Linked DNA regions of Mus musculus: region 2 is linked to region 1. A link is a loop called in an ENCODE intact Hi-C map of the cell type or tissue named here. Cell type or tissue: left cerebral cortex. All regions are shown on one strand.

Evidence for each region. Peaks named below come from ENCODE experiments on the same cell type or tissue, not always from the same donor. Only the 100,000 strongest peaks of a DNase experiment are listed, where the experiment ranks them.
Region 2: a loop joins it to region 1, with 5 times the contacts of the local background. A loop is called at or near these places in 22 of 42 quality-filtered maps.

What each region holds. Positions count from the first base shown.
Region 1 is chr10:79,956,609-79,964,608 of GRCm38, reverse strand. Wdr18 (WD repeat domain 18) reads right to left here and starts at 4,457. Exons shown (of 10, transcript NM_175450.4): 1 at 4,237-4,457; 2 at 3,497-3,607. The coding sequence starts at 4,446. In left cerebral cortex, CTCF peaks have their summits at 4,536 (motif pointing left), 5,529 (motif pointing right) and 6,287 (motif pointing right); DNase peaks (open chromatin) are centred at 4,594, 4,979 and 6,290; H3K4me3 peaks cover 1,457 bases; H3K27ac peaks cover 500 bases.
Region 2 is chr10:79,880,240-79,888,239 of GRCm38, reverse strand. It overlaps Prtn3 (proteinase 3), which reads right to left. Exons shown (of 5, transcript NM_011178.2): 2 at 7,647-7,812; 3 at 7,063-7,204; 4 at 6,075-6,305; 5 at 5,066-5,422. The coding sequence ends at 5,264. It overlaps Elane (elastase, neutrophil expressed), which reads right to left and starts at 1,928. Exons shown (of 5, transcript NM_015779.2): 1 at 1,842-1,928; 2 at 1,370-1,526; 3 at 1,116-1,257; 4 at 441-674; 5 at 24-323. The coding sequence starts at 1,905. The coding sequence ends at 123. In left cerebral cortex, a CTCF peak has its summit at 4,389 (motif pointing left); a DNase peak (open chromatin) is centred at 4,391.

The sequences.
Region 1 (8,000 bases):
TTTGCCACAGGGTCAGGGCCACTTGTAGAGGCAGGATACAGAAAGTTTGACTGTGTGCACCCCATGCCATCAAGGGGCGGGGCACTGGGCTGTGAGAAGCTGCAGGACCCCATTCTGGGGGTTCGGAACTTCTGGAATTGGCTCAGGGTCCCTCAGCCTGCACAGGGGCCGAGGACTGCAGGTTCTCACTCTTGGGCAGCACAGACGCCGCTCGATGCTGCGGAAGAGTTAGTTAAGGCTGGCGTCTAGACATCTCAACGGGCAACAGGGGGAGGCCTAGGGGCTGCAGAAGGGACAGTGTGTGAGCCCAGGCCTGCACTGGGGAAAGGTTGGGTTCCAGGCCCAGGGGGGCTGAGTTTCTGTCGGGTGTCTGGGCTGACTAAGGGTGGAGAAAGACAACATGGCTACCTACACGCTCACATCTCCAAGAGAGTGTGGGCCACAATTGTCAGCAGAACCTTAGGCCCCAGAGGCCCCTGGGTGTCACAAAGATGCTGAGACTTACAGGTCCTCACCCCAGAGAAAGGGACAATTCCCATATCAGCTTTAGCCCAAGAACCTATGAGCTGGGCAGTACCCCTGGGGGCCATCAGAAATCTTTAAAGACACCATGGTGGGGCAAAAGCCAGCCAGCCCTTCATCAAGAGGAGGCACCAAGCTAGGCTTGGAGAGGCAAACAAGAGTCACCTGGGAAGAAGGAACCTCAACTGAGAAACTGCTTCCACCAGGCTGCCCTGTGGGCCAGTATCTTAATTAAATGTTTGACCTGGGCCCTCCACCTATGGATGGTACCAGCCTGGGAAGGTTGTCCTGGGTCGCATAAGAAAGTAAGCTGGGAGCCAGGCGGTGGTGGCGCACGCCTTTAATCCTAGCACTTGTGAGGCAGAGGCAGGCGAATTTCTGAGTTCGAGGCCAGCCTGGTCTACAGAGTGAGTTCCAGTCTCAAAACAACAACAACAAAAAAAAGTAAGCTGGGGCTGGAGAGATAGTTCAGTGGTTAGAGCACTGGCTGTGCTTCCAGAGAACCTGGGTTTGATTCCCAGCACCCACAAGGAGGGTCACATCCACCAGAGAAGCCTACACCTCTGGCTTCCAAAGGGCACCAGACACACACGCAAGCAAATACTCATATACAAAAAAAAAAAAAAAAGTCTGCTTTAAAAGGCTGAGAGAGGCGGGGCAGCAGTAGCACACATCTTTAGCCGCAGACTCCGGAGGTGGAGGCAGAGGCAGAGGTGGAGGCAGAGGCAGAAGCAGAGGTGGAGGCAGAGGTGGAGGCAGAGGCAGAGGCAGAGGCAGAGGCAGAGGCAGAGGCAGAAGCAGAGGTGGAGGCAGAGGCAGGTGGATCCCTTAGTTCAAGGCCAGCCTGGTCTACTGATCAAGTTCCGGGACAGCCAGGGTTAAACAGAGAAACCCTGTCTCAAAAAGACCAAAAACCAAAGGGTTTAAAGAGTGCTTTAAAAGGTTGAGACGGCAAGTGTTGAGTCCCTGCCCAACAGGCTCGGTGCTGGGCTCCACCCCAGCACTGGGGAGGTGGTACCAGGTGGGTCTGGAAGTCAAGGGTTACATAATGAGGTCAACACCAGCCTGGCCACATAAGACTGACAACGAAAATCAAAGGACATGTAGTTGCCACTTAAATGTGAAGATCCACCTTCCGATCTCCAGTCTACAGTGATTGTCTACGGCATTCTGAGAATTCTTGGAAACTTGAAACAGTGGGATCCTGTCCCATACAAGATGGAGGGCAAGGACCAACCACTGAAGGTGTTTCCTGTTGCCTACATGCAAACACTCCCGTACAAAGCATGTACATATGCACAGAATAAAGGGGATGTCTCAGACACGGGGCCCTCAGTACACAGCAGCACAAGCCACGCTGTGGGGCTGTAAGACCTTGGCTTTGGTTTTCCTCTCTGCCCAAGCCAGCTTCAGCATCATGGGCTGAGAATGCCATGGAGGTCCTGGCATGGTTTGGAGGAAGATGAAGCCAGGAGGAGCAGAAACATGGCTGAGCTCAGCTCTGTGCTGCCGGCACCTTCCCTCCACATAAGGCCAGGTCAGGACAGCCTGGACCCTTCAGTTCTCCAGGGTTATTAACTAGTCCTGACCCAGAGGCAGGCAGCTGGGGCCAGCAGAAGGACCTCTGGCTCTGTGGGAAGCAGGGTGCTGGTACCTTTGTGCCTGACTGTGAGACAAGGGGGGCTGGCTATCACTGGGCTTATGGTAAGTTTTACTTTATTTTTTTTCTTAAGTTTACTTACTCATTTTATATATTTGAGTACACTGTGGCTGTCTCCAGATACTAGAAGACAGCATTGGATTACAGATGGTTGTGAGCCACCATGTGGTTGCTGGGAATTGAACTTGGGACCTCTTGAAGAGCAGTCGGTGCTCTTAACTGCTGAATCATTTCTCAGGACCCCGGATAGTTTTATTTTAAATTTCTTTTTTTTCTTTTCTTTTCTTTTTTCTTTTTTTGGTTTTTTCAAGACAGGGTTTCTCTGTATAGCTTGGAACTCACTTTGCAGACCAGGCACGCCCGGCAAAAAAAATTTTTTTTTTTTGGTTTTAGAGACAGGGTTTCTTTGTGTAGACCCGGCTGTCCTGGAACTCCCTTTGTAGACCAGGCTGGCCTTGAACTAAGAAATTCACCTGCCTCTGCCTCTCAAGGACTGGGATTAAAGGCGTGTGCCACCACTGCCAGGCTTTAAATTTCTTTGTAGGTCTAGGGGTACTCTCAGAGGCCAGATTTGAAGGTGCTTAGTTCCCTGGAGCTACAGACAGTTGTGAGCTGCCATGTGAGTGCTGTGAACTAAACCTGGATCCCCTGAAAGAGCAGCCAATGTTCTTAACTGCTGAGCCAGCTCTCTCATTCAGTAGACAGTTTTTCTTTCTTTTTTCAGGTTTATTTCCTTTATGAGTATTTTGCCTGCGTGCCTGTATGTGCATGCAGTGGGCAGTCTGGTGCCTACTGAGATCAAAAGAGGTGTCAAGTTCTCTAGAACTGAAGTTATGGATGGCTGTGAGCCATTCTGTGGGTGCTGGGAATTGAACCCAGGTCCTCTGCAAGAGCAACAAGTGTAGTCAATCACGGGAGCATTTCTCTTTGCTGCTGACTATGGATGTTAACTGACTTTCTGCTTCCTGCGCTGACTTCCCTCATATAAACCACAAGTGTAAATAAATGCTTTCCTCCTCCTCTGCACTGCTTCTGGTTCCTGCCTCCTCCTCCTCTGTACTAATTCTGGTCACTGCCCTTTTCTAAGTTTCTTTCCTGGTTGCTCACGACAGCACTAGAGCCACCAGCAGGTTGAACACTGTCCTGTATCTCAGTCACAAATGAGGACCCTATAGACATGGCCACATTTTTGTTTTCAGAAGTCATGGGTAAGATCTCCAAGACCACCTGCCTACCTCAGGTAAAACTGGACACCAACCAGTTTTACTCTCTAGCATTCCCAAGTGACACATACGTGTGACAAGCTGTTCTCACCTCCCACAGGTAGATGCTCTCTGCAATTCCTGCCAGGACATACAAGCCATTAGGTGCTGTGGTCAGACAGGTGACAGGCCCAGGACACATGATTTTCTGTTGGAGCTGATCCTAGGGACACAGGATACAAGACAAACTATGTGAGTATCAGAACGGAGGCAATGGAAGGTTAAAGTTTTTAGTACAGAGAGCAAGAGTAAGGGGGTTGGGGAGACAGACTGCTCAAGTGAGGGGTTGTCGGTGCGGCTCAGGGTTAGAACCACTGCCTAGAACCTCCCAGTGAAGGGCAGGGTCAGGGCTCAGCAGTAGGGATCCCAGCGGACAAGAAGGAAGCTCTGTGTTCCAGAAACATCAGAACCAGTAACCCCAGGCCTCAGTCAGTCCTGACTATGAAGATCTGCGACTCTTTACGAGGGTAACAAAAGGACGGGCCGTCGGTCTCTGTCTTCCTGCGGCTCCTCAAGATCTCTGATCTGCCATGCTGTCCAAAAGCATGACCTCTAACGGACCCCATTTTCCCTTCTGCATCAAAATTGGCGTCCCTAACACTACAAGCGTGCAAAAGCGGATTCGCCATCGATCTTCATCTGAGCACGCGTGCGTTGGCGCCATCTCCCTAGGAGAAAACCCCTCGGCCTCCGAGTACGCCCTGTCACGCAGCCACCCCAGGGTCGCCGGGACCCCAACCCTGGCGGCGCCCCAGGACTCTCGGCTGCCCCGCGGACGCTGAGGCCCCACACCTTACGCTGCAGCTCCCAGGCGCAGATGTAGTTCTTGCCCTGCTGCGCCGCCAGCAGGTACTCGCCATTGAGTAGCGCCAGGCCTCGCGGCCCCGCTTGGCCGCCTCGGTAGGTGAGCAGGTTGGCGCCCGAATGAAGCTCCCACACCACGCAGCTCCAGAGCTGTGCCGCGGCGTCAGTACACACCACCACTTCCATGGGCGCCGCCATCTTGCTCTGCCAGTCCCGCCCCTGAATCCCATCATCCTTAGAGAGACTGTTAAGATGGCTCCTGGCCGACTAGAACGGCCATAGCGCCTCCTAGAGGCCAAACTGGAAAGTCTACGCATGCGCGGTAGCTTCACCAAGCCGAGGAGGCTGTTGATTGCCTGGTGCTTTACGGGTTCCAGGAGCCCTAACGTGCGCATGCGTAAAAAGTTCGCGGCTCTGGGGCGGAGCTAGCAGCAGGTGAGAGGGCGTAGCCAGACGACCTGCACATGCGTACAAGCCAGTGCGCGAAAGGCGTAATGCTAGACCCAGCCAAGCAGGTTAAAGAACACCAGGAGCTTCTTCGGGGGCGGGGCGGGGCGGGGCGGGGCGGGGCGGGGCAAAACAAAACAAAACAAAACAAAACAAAACAAAACAAAACAAAACAAAACAAAACAAAACAAAACAAAACAAAACAAAACAAAACAAAACAAAACAAAACAAAACAAAACAAAACAAAACAAAACTGGATTCCTGCACATGCGTAGAAGACTGGGGAGTCCCTGGCCGGTCAGCACTGTATTACCTCTGTGTAGTGGAAGGTATTTTTGCTACCTGTTTGCTGGGTTTGTCTTTTTTTTTTCTTTCTTTTGTTTTCTTTTTCTTTCTTTCCTTCTTTTTTTCTTTCTTTCCTTCTTTCTTTTCGAGACAGTGTCTCTTTATGTGCTGGGTGGCCTTGAGCCTCCACCACCGGTGACCGGTTTATTTACTTTCTTTTCTTCTTCTTCTTTTCTTCTTCTTCTTCTTCTTCTTTTCTTCTTCTTTCTTCTTCTTCTTCTTCTTCTTCTTCTTCTTCTTCTTCTTCTTCTTCTTCTTCTTTTCTTCTTCTTCTTCTTCTCCTCCTCCTCCTCCTCCTCCTCCTCCTCCTCCTCCTCCTCCTCCTCCTTCTTCTTCTTCTTCTTCTTCAGATATTTACTTTATTTACATTTCAAATATTGTCCCCTTTCCTGGCTTTCCCTCTGAAACCGGTTTACTTTTTTTTTTTTAAAGATTTATTTATTTATTATATGTAAGTACACTGTAGCTGTTTTCAGACACTCCAGAAGAGGGAGTCAGATTTTGTTACAGATGGTTGTGAGCCACTATATGGTTGCTGGGATTTGAACTCCAGACCTTTGGAAGAGCCGTCGGGTGCTCTTACCCACTGAGCCATCTCACCAGCCCCCGGTTTACTTTTTAAACCTTGTTTTATAGCAAAAATATAAACCACTGATCTTTATACTTTATTTAGACCAAATGAAGTTAGTGACTTACTGCATGTAAAATCAGGCTACATACTCATCAAGGATAATATGTCTGGCTGAGGTGAATTGGTGATTAAACTCTTACCAATCGACCCACGCCCTTTATGGATTTGCCGCTTCTTTGCCCTTTCCTCTTTTGAGCCATAAATTTCAAATTTGTATTCGGTTCACTCCGTGTAGACCCAAAAGGTCAATCTCTAGCCAAGCAACCTTTAGCCTCGGGTCACAGCTGCTGGTCATAGGCCAGGTCTAAAACCAAGTGTCCCCTCCCTCCCTCCCTCCCTCCCTCCCTCCCTCCCTCCCTCCATGTGCTGTTAGTAAAGGAGATTGCAAGCAATTGTGGAATCGCAGCTGGGAATGTGGCTGCCAGAGCGCTGCGCCTGCCGTGGCAGCAGAGCTGGACGCACGGTGGGATGGTGAGCTGGGTCTAAGAGCAGCTATTGGGCCTGTGAAGGGAGCAAGGTTGCATGCTGGGTGCAAGCATTGGACTCAGCGACCCTGCGACCTCAGGCCAGAAAGAGAGGAAACGAGTCCGAGTGAGGCGTGTCACCCAATGTGGCCCCAAGATGGCAGGCTCGAGCTGCGGGGGAACAGGGAGGACACGGTAGGTGGTTCTCAAGAGAAGGCACCACTTTGAGCAAGAAACTCAGGAACAAGGTGCTGTCCAGTGGCACAGACACAGGTCTGGCAGAGGATGGAGCATGTAGAGCTGCATTTGAGAACGTTAGAGGGGACAGTCATGTGCTACTTCATTATGGGAGAGAGGAAATTTATTCCCCAAGGTTTAAGCTCAGGTTGTTCTTAAACACCAGACACTCCTACCTCAGCTGCCTATGAGCTAGGATGAAGCTACTTTTAATGCTAAAGTGTGACTAAGAAGAGAAATGAGAGGTTATCTCAAGCTGCCTCAGTGGGTAAGAGCACTTGCTATTCTTGCAGGATACCTGGGTTCAGTTCCCAGCACCTTCTCCAGGGTGGTTCACAGTCACCTGTAACTCCAGCTCCAGGGATCCAACACCTTTGGCACTCAGAGGGACCTGCATGCCAGTGAATGTACCCCCCCCCCACAGATACATACATATTTAATTTAAAAAACAATGAAACAAGAAACAGATGGCTCAGCCAGGCAGCAGTGGTAGCGCACGCCTTTAATCCCAGCACTTGGGAGGCAGAGGCAGGCGGATTTCTGAGTTCGAGGCCAGCTTGGTCTACAGAGTAAGTTCCAGGACAGCCAGGGCTACACAGAGAAACCCTGTCTTGAAAAAAACAAAAAGAAAGAGAAGGAGAGGAAGGAAGGAAGGAAAGAAGGAAGGAAGGAAGGAAAAGAAAAGAAAAGAAAGAAAGAAAGAAAGAAAGGGCTCAGTAGTGGGGGTAGAAGGAGAAGGAAGGAAGGAAGGAAGGAAGGAAAGAAAGAAAGAAAGAAAGAAAGAAAGAAAGAAAGAAAGGGCTCAGTAGTGGGGGTAGAAGAGTTGGTAGAGGGGGTTGGATTAGCAGCATGAAGCCCTGGATGGGTTTCATCCCCAGTGTCACAGAAAACAAGCATGGGTGCACAGGTGTCATTGCAAACACTTGGGACCAGGAATCTGAGGTCATTTTGGGCTACTTGGTGCCTTTGAAGCTAGTCTGGGTACATGAGACCCCATGTCAGAATTTAAATAGATAATAAGAAATAAAAGAAAGATAGAAGACAATCTATCTTCTTTGGGTCCTCAGCACGGGGGTCAGGTATGTGTGTCAAAGGCCAACTTGGGAGCTTGAACTTGGGTGCAAAGTTCCACTTGTCAGGTCTGAATGGTGGGTGAGCTCCTTGTAGGAATCTAGTCCACTGGTTCCTTGCCTCCCCCCACGCCCCAACAACCTGTGGCTGATGGGTTCATGTGCTTCAGGCCCCAGGTACATCCCTATCTGACCTGAAGCTTTCTCAGCCTCCATTCTAGGGTGCTGGGCAGGGACAGCAGCTGGGGCAGGCTCTCCTGCAGCAGGCCAGCCCTTGAGGCTTGGTCACGTTCCTTCCCTGGGGGTGGGTGGCCAGGCAGACTCTGAGGTTAGAGGTCAGCCCGCCTCCAGCCCAGCCCCTGGAATGAGGATAGTCCAGTTGTGTAGGCTTTAAGAACAAAAGCCACACTTGGGCGTTTGAGACCACCCAGTTGCCAGACCTCTGAAAAAATGGAAGGAACCACCAATGATTGAGGGAGCTGCATCAGGGGAAACTGAGGCACAAACATAATTCCCCATACAGTAGCCCCAATGTTTCCATTCTGTCACTGCCTAACC
Region 2 (8,000 bases), 76 kb after region 1:
GCAGCAGACATCAGACCCAGTGTACAAAACAAAGGCTGCTTTTATTGTAGTAAAATGGAGAGGTCTCTGGTAGAGGGGGGAGCAAGGGAGCAAGGGGAGCGGGGTGGGAGTGCAGACAGGTCCTAGTTGGTCCTGCCCTCTCGGTCTTTGGGATGGGTAAGAAGGTGGTCATTATGGCTTCGGATAATGGAATTGATCCAATCTGCAAACTCAGCCACAGGGGCGAAGGCATCTGGGTACAATCCAGATCCACAGCCTCCTCGGATGAAGGAGTCAATGCCTTGGACAAGGTTGTTACAGACCAAGGGTCCGCCAGAGTCCCCCTGTGGAGGCGTCCATGTCAGAGGCTGGATCTCTAGTCATCCCCTACCCATGCTCCAGCACTGGGAAGTCCTCCCTGGGGTCCGACTACTATCCCTGCTGCTGCAGAGGGTACTTACGAAGCAGATGCCTGCCTGCCGACGTGGCACCAGAGTGCATACGTTCACACGACGGCGGCACATGTTAGTCACCACTGTCACATTGAGCTCTTGTAGCACACTGGGTGATGGTCTGTTTGTGCCCAACCTGCCCCAGCCCATGGCCAGACATGGAGTTCTGTCACCCACGCCCTGGCCCTGGGCAGGCAGCTGGGCCACCTGCACGTTGGCGTTAATGGTAGCGGAGCCATTGAGCTACAGTGGAAGACACGGGGGGGGGGGGGGGGGGGAGGCATAGAACACCAAGAAGTCACAGAGCACAGTTTATAAGAACCCTCCCCACTTTCCTTAGTACCTGACCATCAAGTGGTGAAAAAATTTAAGAACTAGAGGAAGACGTGAGTATTTTCCAAGAGTTCCCCAAGCTTCAGGGTCAGTGTGTGGAAAGGCACAAATAAGAGTTTGTTGGTTGAATACTGCTCAGAGCTTTCTGTATATTATCTCATTTAAGCCTTCAACATTCAGCCCACAGAATAGTTAATTCTCCACTGTGCTGAGCTGGAAACAGGCTCAGAGGGTGATGACTGCAGTTGACCCAGTGTGTACCTGTCCTGCAGCCTGTTCTGCAGTGCACTCTCCCTAAGCTGACCTCGGGACCTTTGCACGAGGCTCAGGTTCCTGAACTGGCAGGCCCACCTGGATAATCACAATGTCGTTCAGCAGTTGTGATGGGTCAAAGCCATTCTCGAAGATCCGCTGCACAGAGAAGGTCTGTCGAGTGCGCTCCTGTCGCCGCAGGTCATGGGCTCCCAGCACTACCTGCACTGACCGGAAATTTCTAAGGGCAATGGAGAGGGAAGGAGAATTATTGGGAATGCCCACCTGACCTCTTGACCCCAGTCTGACCCGCATGGACATTGAGGGCTAAGAGGGGAAGGAAGGGGACTCACAGGCCGTTCACACAGTGGGCTGCTGACATGACGAAGTTCCTGGCAATGAGGGTGGCACCACAGAAATGACCTCCACGCCTCTGCAGGGATGCCATGAAGGGCCAAGCATGGGGCCGGGCCGGCCGGCCACCAACAATCTCTGAGGCCAGTGCTGGGCCTGAGAACACACAAAGAAGAGTGAGCCCTGAGCTGCTGGGGCCCTCAGTGAGAACTCACAAGGCTGGCTAGGGAAACTGAGGCAGAGAAAAGACAAGGGACCTAGCCCAGGTTGCCCTTAGACTTGAGACCCAGTGCCTTCACAGTAACCACCCTCAGGCTTAGAACCCCAGTTTCCTTAGAAACCCAGTTTCCTGATCGTGGCTTTGCCATTATAAACCTTCACATCTTTTCCTGGGGTCCTGGCAGATGTGCAAGTAGATGAAAGAGATGGACCAGAGGTCAGAAGGGTGGACATGTGTCTGTTTGCACTCACCACCCAGGAACAATGCCAGTAGCATGGCAGCCAGAGTCCGGCTGGATAGTCTGCCAAGGGCCATGGTGGGCTGTGTTCTCGCGGCTCCCCACATCCCTACCTAACAGCCATACTTATAGCTGGAACCAGAGGCCGTTGTATTGCCCCATCCTGGCCACAGCCCTACTTCCTCCCTGGGACACGACAGTGGGGGTGTCATGGAGAGATGTGTGCCCCTCAGGGTCTCCATGTCAGCATCATCCATGCTGCTGAATACCAATGAAAACTCAGCAGACATCCATCTTCTTTTTTTTTTTTTTTTTGGTTTTTTTCTTTTTGGTTTTTCGAGACAGGGTTTCTCTGTATAGCCCTGGCTGCCCTGAAACTCACTTTGTAGATCAGGCTGGCCTCGAACTCAGAAATCCACCTGCCTCTGCCTCCTTCTTTTCTTTTTTTTAAAAATGGGATCTCAAAAAAAAAAAAAAAAAAAAAAAAAAAGAGCCGGGCTTGGTAGCGCACACCTTTAATCCCAGCACTCGGGAGGCAGAGGCAGGCAGATTTCTGAGTTCGAGGCCAGCCTGGTCTACAAAGTGAGTTCCAGGCCAAGGCTATACAGAGAAACCCTGTCTTGAAAAACAAAAACAAAAAAACAAAAAAAAAACAAAAAACAAAAAAAACTTAGGGCCAGGTAGTGGTGGCATGTACCTTTAAAATCAGTACCAGCGAGGCAGAGGCAGAGGCAGGTGGAGCTCTGTGAGTTTGAGGCCAGCCTGGTCTACAGATCTAGTTCCAGGATAACCAGGGCTAGACAAAGAAACCCTATCTCAAAATTAAATAAGTAAATAAATATATAAACAAACAAACAAAATCTCACGTAGCCCAGGCTAGTCTCAAACCCTTAATCCCCCTGCTTCCACCTCGTGAGTGCTGGGATGATGGTGAGCACCTCCGTGCCCACTTGGTGCCCTAATCTACAACTTATATCTGAAGGCCAATCTCTCTGCCTCAGTTTACCTCAGGTATAGTAATAACAGCAACACATACCTATAAAAGAGTTTCTGTGTGTGTGCATGTGTGTGTGAATATATGTGTGCATGAGTGTGTGTGTAGCCAGACTTGCCTGGAACTCACAGAGATCCACCTGCCTCTGCCTCCTCAGTGCTGGGACTAAGGGTGTGAACATCTATTCCCAGGACAGTGGGTCTTTTTAACCTGGGGTTCAGGACTAGACAGCACATGGCAGCCAGCTCAGCCCCTAATTTATGGCTTGCTCCTCATGACACACGGTCCTGCCTGACCTTATCCAAGCCTGGCACCCATGAGAAGGAAGTGCTGTCCTCAGCAGTTGCCTGAGTGTGGTTGCTGTGTGAGACTGAGTAACTGCTAGATCCTTGGACTTCCATTCACAGCTGCGACTGAACCATTGTTGGGAATTGGGCTGCCGACTGTAAGTCATCAATAAATTCCTTTACTATCTAGAGACTATCCATAAGTTCTGTGACTCTAGAGAACCCTGACTAATACAGAAGTTGGTACCAGGAGTGGTTCTAGAGTAACAGAAGAACAAGGATGAATCTTTTAAAATACTGGAATTGGCTTGTTGATCCACCAGCACAATCTGGAACCACACAAGGGGTGTACTCTTCTCCCATAATAGAAACAGGACCTGGGGCCCAGCCCCCACTCTGTGGTAAGCTCCCCCTCCTGTCTCTCCCAGGAGCCACAGCCAAGGCTGTTGCAAAACCAACGTCCCATCTCCAGGACGGGGCATGGGGCACGGGGCTGGGTGAAATCCAACTGACTTGAGCAGGTGGGCAGGATGCCAGGGCCCAACACCAGCCATGCTGGACTCCTCTATCCTTAGGATCCCAAGAGGAGCAGTGCCCTCCTTACCCAGCAAACTGGGCACTCAGTATCTGCCCTGTCTCCCTGTCTCCCTCGGACACATACTAACTGGTTTCCCTTCCTCCCACACAGTGAGCACCTACTTTATACACCACCCATGTCACATGGAGAGAGAGAGGTACAGGGCAAACAAAGCTACATGTCAGATTAGACTTAACCACAGCTGCACTTACTGAGCACCAGCTGTATACTATGCTCACCCATCCTGTCTGTGTACGGTTAGTGTGCCTTTAGGCTTATATTTCCAGTCCCCTGCTGTGGAACTTTAGGCCCAGAACCCCTCTATAAGTGAAGTTCTTCCTTGACCTCTGCTTAGTGTCCCCAGACCCTCAGAGGCTCTACAAAAAAAATCCCGACACAGCGATAGATGAGACGTGGGAACCCACCCCTCATGGGGTCTGGGGTTCAGTAGCAGCCTGCTTGCCATGTGTGTACCAAGCTTTGGGCTCAGCCTCAGCACTACATAAACCAGGAGCAATGGCACACAAGCCATCCCAGCACTCGGGAGGCGGAGACAGGAGGATCCGGGGCTCATGGTCTTCTTCAGCTGCGCAGGAGGTTAGAGGCTAGCCTGGGCTTACATGAGCCTGTCTCCCAAAACCAAAACAAGGTTAGAGAAGGAATACGCCTGTGGACTCCAGCCTGTCGGAATAAGCACAGCGCCACCTGGTGACTGCACCAAAAAAAGTCAGAGATCGTCCGCCTCCCACTTCTGAAGGTTCTGCCTTGAGTCCGTCCCTCTCTTACTCCTCCAGGGCTGGCTTGTGACCTCCTTCCCTTCTCCCTGGATAGCTCCAACTCCTTTCTCTACCTCTGGGGAAAGCGGGAGTTTTCCCACGTCGGCCTCTCCAGGAGCAAAGCTGTTCATTTTTCTGGCCTCTCTGTGCTCACCTCGTTTCCCTTCACCCAGCTCCTGGCTTTCCCACTGCTGTCCATCCTGCCTCCCCCACCAGGAAGCCTTCCTGTCTGCTTTAACTGGATCACAATGTTCAGGCCTCGAGATGCCCAGTGCCCCGCCCCCCAACGACGTGGAAAGAGCCAGGCCCTCGAGAAGCCTAGAGCTAGGGAACACTTCGCCATACCCCACCAGCCACAGTTCCTCATCTGGTTCTGGGATGTATCCGGGTTCTGTTTGAGGAAACTGGGGCACAGAGGTGAGAAGCTCAGGGTCATACAGGAGGACTGAACGCAGCCCCTGTGGTTCCAACATCTGTGGCTGAGGTGTGAGCCTGGGTCCCCTCCACCCTTTTCTTTTCTACATAGTGTATCCGGGGCCTCTGGCACTGAGGTTCTGGCCATAGATCCCAAGTCTATGCGGGGTAAAACAGACAGGAAACAGCTTTTAAATATGTCTCAGTTTTTATTGAGGTCATATGGAATAGGGAACAGAGCTGACTCCACTCCAGGGGGTGCTGCGTGGGTGGGTGCGTGGGTGAAAGAAAAGCCTGGAAAGGTCTAGTCCACCCCACTCCATTTTTTTCCCACTAGAGCCTGCTGGTCGCCCCAGCTTTAGGCTGCCTGGAGCGCAGAAGGGCACCTCAGGGCTCTGCGCCCCGCAGCACGTTTTGAATCCAGTCCACATACATGGACACCCGGGCGAAGAAATCAGGGAACTGGAGGGAGGCGCATTCGCGGATCACGAAGGAGTCCACTCCATGAAGAATGCCATTGCAGATCAAGGGGCCGCCCGAGTCTCCCTGAGGTAGAAGAGGGATCAGTCCCCAAGCTGACAGAAGTCAGCCAGGATGAGGGTATTTGAGTCCCACGGGATGACCAGGAGGCGTTCATTAGCTTCCTGTTGGATACAGTCTAAGTGGGCCCAAAAGGGAGGCACACAAAGGTGCCAAGTACACAGGAATGCCTGATATGTTGCACAGGCCCGGGACTGGTCGACAGATGGCTGATCGCCACAACTGGTGCTTGGAGATGGGTACAGACCATGCGTGAGAATGGGACAGACAGGCAGTGCAGCCATATTCAGATGCCCAACTTTCTCAGATGTCACTTATCCTCGAAACCCGGGCTCCGCAAAACCCTGCCCTCCAAGAGCCCGCCTCCCAGCCCATGGAGCCCACCCTCCAGGTCACCCACTAGCCCTCCTTCTAGCCCAGGCATCCCCATCTCTCCACCCCAGACATCCAGATTTCTAGGGACCCACAGTCAGCTGGGATCTGCCCCTCCGATGACCCCCACCTTCCATAAGGCTCGCCCTCCCCCACAGGCCACGGAACCGAATCATAAGCCAGCCCCACCGCAGGCCCCGTCCCAAAGAATCGCCTCGCCCTTGGACCCGCCCTTCATGGGGATCCATCACAGGCCACGCCTCCTGCGACCGAGCTGAGTACTCACGAAGCATATGCCTGCTGCCCTCCGTGGCACCAGCGTGCACACGTTGTGTTCCCGGCATAGGAAGGTGACCACCGTGACGTTCAGTTCCTGCAGCACACGGGGCGTGGGTGCTTGGGTGCCCAGGCGACCCCAGCCCATGGCCAGGCACTGGGTGCCCTGGGACAGAGTCTGGTCCTGCTGGGGCAGAGAAGCCACCGCCACCTCCTTGCCCAGGGAGGCTGTCCGGTTTAGCTATAGGAAAAAAGGACGTGAGGACTCGTCTCTTCCACTCTTTTGCCCTTTCTAGAAACCCCATATCCCCGGCGCTTGGAGTGCAGCAGCTGAATACCCTGATCTGTGCAGAGCTTCAAAACGTCTTTGGTGAACAGTCTTAGCCCTTTGGAGGAAGCTCTGTAGAGAGCTGTTGATATGTCCGGCATGGTGCAGAGTAAAGATAACAAGAGGTCACATTGAATGCTGTGCAGTGCCCAAACTCAATTCAATGCCTTAACTTTAATTCTGACCCAGACCCTTACTCAGGCTCAGTTTCCCCTTTAACTAAACACTGACCATAGCCCTAAGCCTAACTGAGCCCTACCCATGGCCTAGTCATTAGCCATAACGGTAACCAAAACTTAGCCTTACCCTTAGCTCTCAGCCTGGGCCGAGTCCAAGCAGCAATCCTAAAGTTAGCATCATGTGGACCATAGGCCATACCCCTCCACCAGGACTTAGATCGAACCCTAATTTAACCATCCTTATCCTATATCTGATCTTGGCTCTAGTAACCTTAACCCCAAACCTCAAGCTAGCCACAGGCTTAACCCCAGGCCCAGGTCTAACAGGACCACTAACCAAGCGCACCAGACAGGAAACACAGCCAGCCAGGTCAGAAGCTAAGGGACAGACCCGGGTCCCACACTATGACGGCTCCATGGTCCTAGCATGGCACACAGTAGGTTTTCCCTACGTGTCTTCTGCAGCAATGGATCCCCAGAACCCGACCTACCTGGAGGAGAAGCACGTCATTGAGGTTCTCCTCGGGGTTGTAATTGTTCTGGAAGACCTGACTGATGGTGAACTTCTGCTGCTCAGGCTCCGAGCTCAGCAGGTCGTGGGCACCCAGCACCACTGTCACAAGCTGCCAGGAGCTGCAGTGAAGGTTGTGGGATGTTGTTTGTTGTAGGGAAAGGGATGGAACCCGGATCGATCCTTCAACACGTTACCAAGTGCTCCACCCCTGACCACGCCCTCTGGGAGGAATCCAGGTGGGGCTCTACCATAACCACGCCCCCTAGTCGCTCACTGGGGGATTCTAGGCAGGTAGGAGGAACTCTACCCTGACCGTGCCCACAGACCCTTCCCTGGGGAATTCTAGAAGGGATATTTACCCTAACCACTCCCCTATCCCCTTCACTGGGGGATTCTAGGTGAGAGAAAGTCTCTGTTGAAATAATCTCCTGGAGAACGCATGGGGAAGAGCTGAGGCAGGTCTAGAGGGAGCCTTTGGAAGGGGAAGAGACTATGAGGTACCCATCCAGGGCTTTGCTGTCAGTTCAGACCTGCCACTCCCTCGCTGTCTCCTGAACTCACATGTCCTGCAGGCAGTGGGCGGCTGTCAGCACGAATCTCGGGTGGATCAGGGTGCCACCACAGAAGTGGCTCCCAGGGAACCTGCTCAGCTGCAGGGATGCCACATAAGGCCGAGAGTGGGGCCGAGCCTCGTGCCCACCTACAATCTTGGAGGCCTGGACTGCGCCTAGGGGAAGTAGGTGTCAGGAATGCAGCCTGAAGGGTTCCAGCCATGAGAGCCACAGTCTGTTCTACCTATGGTTTTAAAGTGACCTGTGCCTGGGGAGGAGTCGGGGGCTGACTTGAGTCTACACGTATTATTTTGTTTTGAGATAGTGTCTCACACTGTGGTCCAGGGTGGCCTTGAACTCAGCG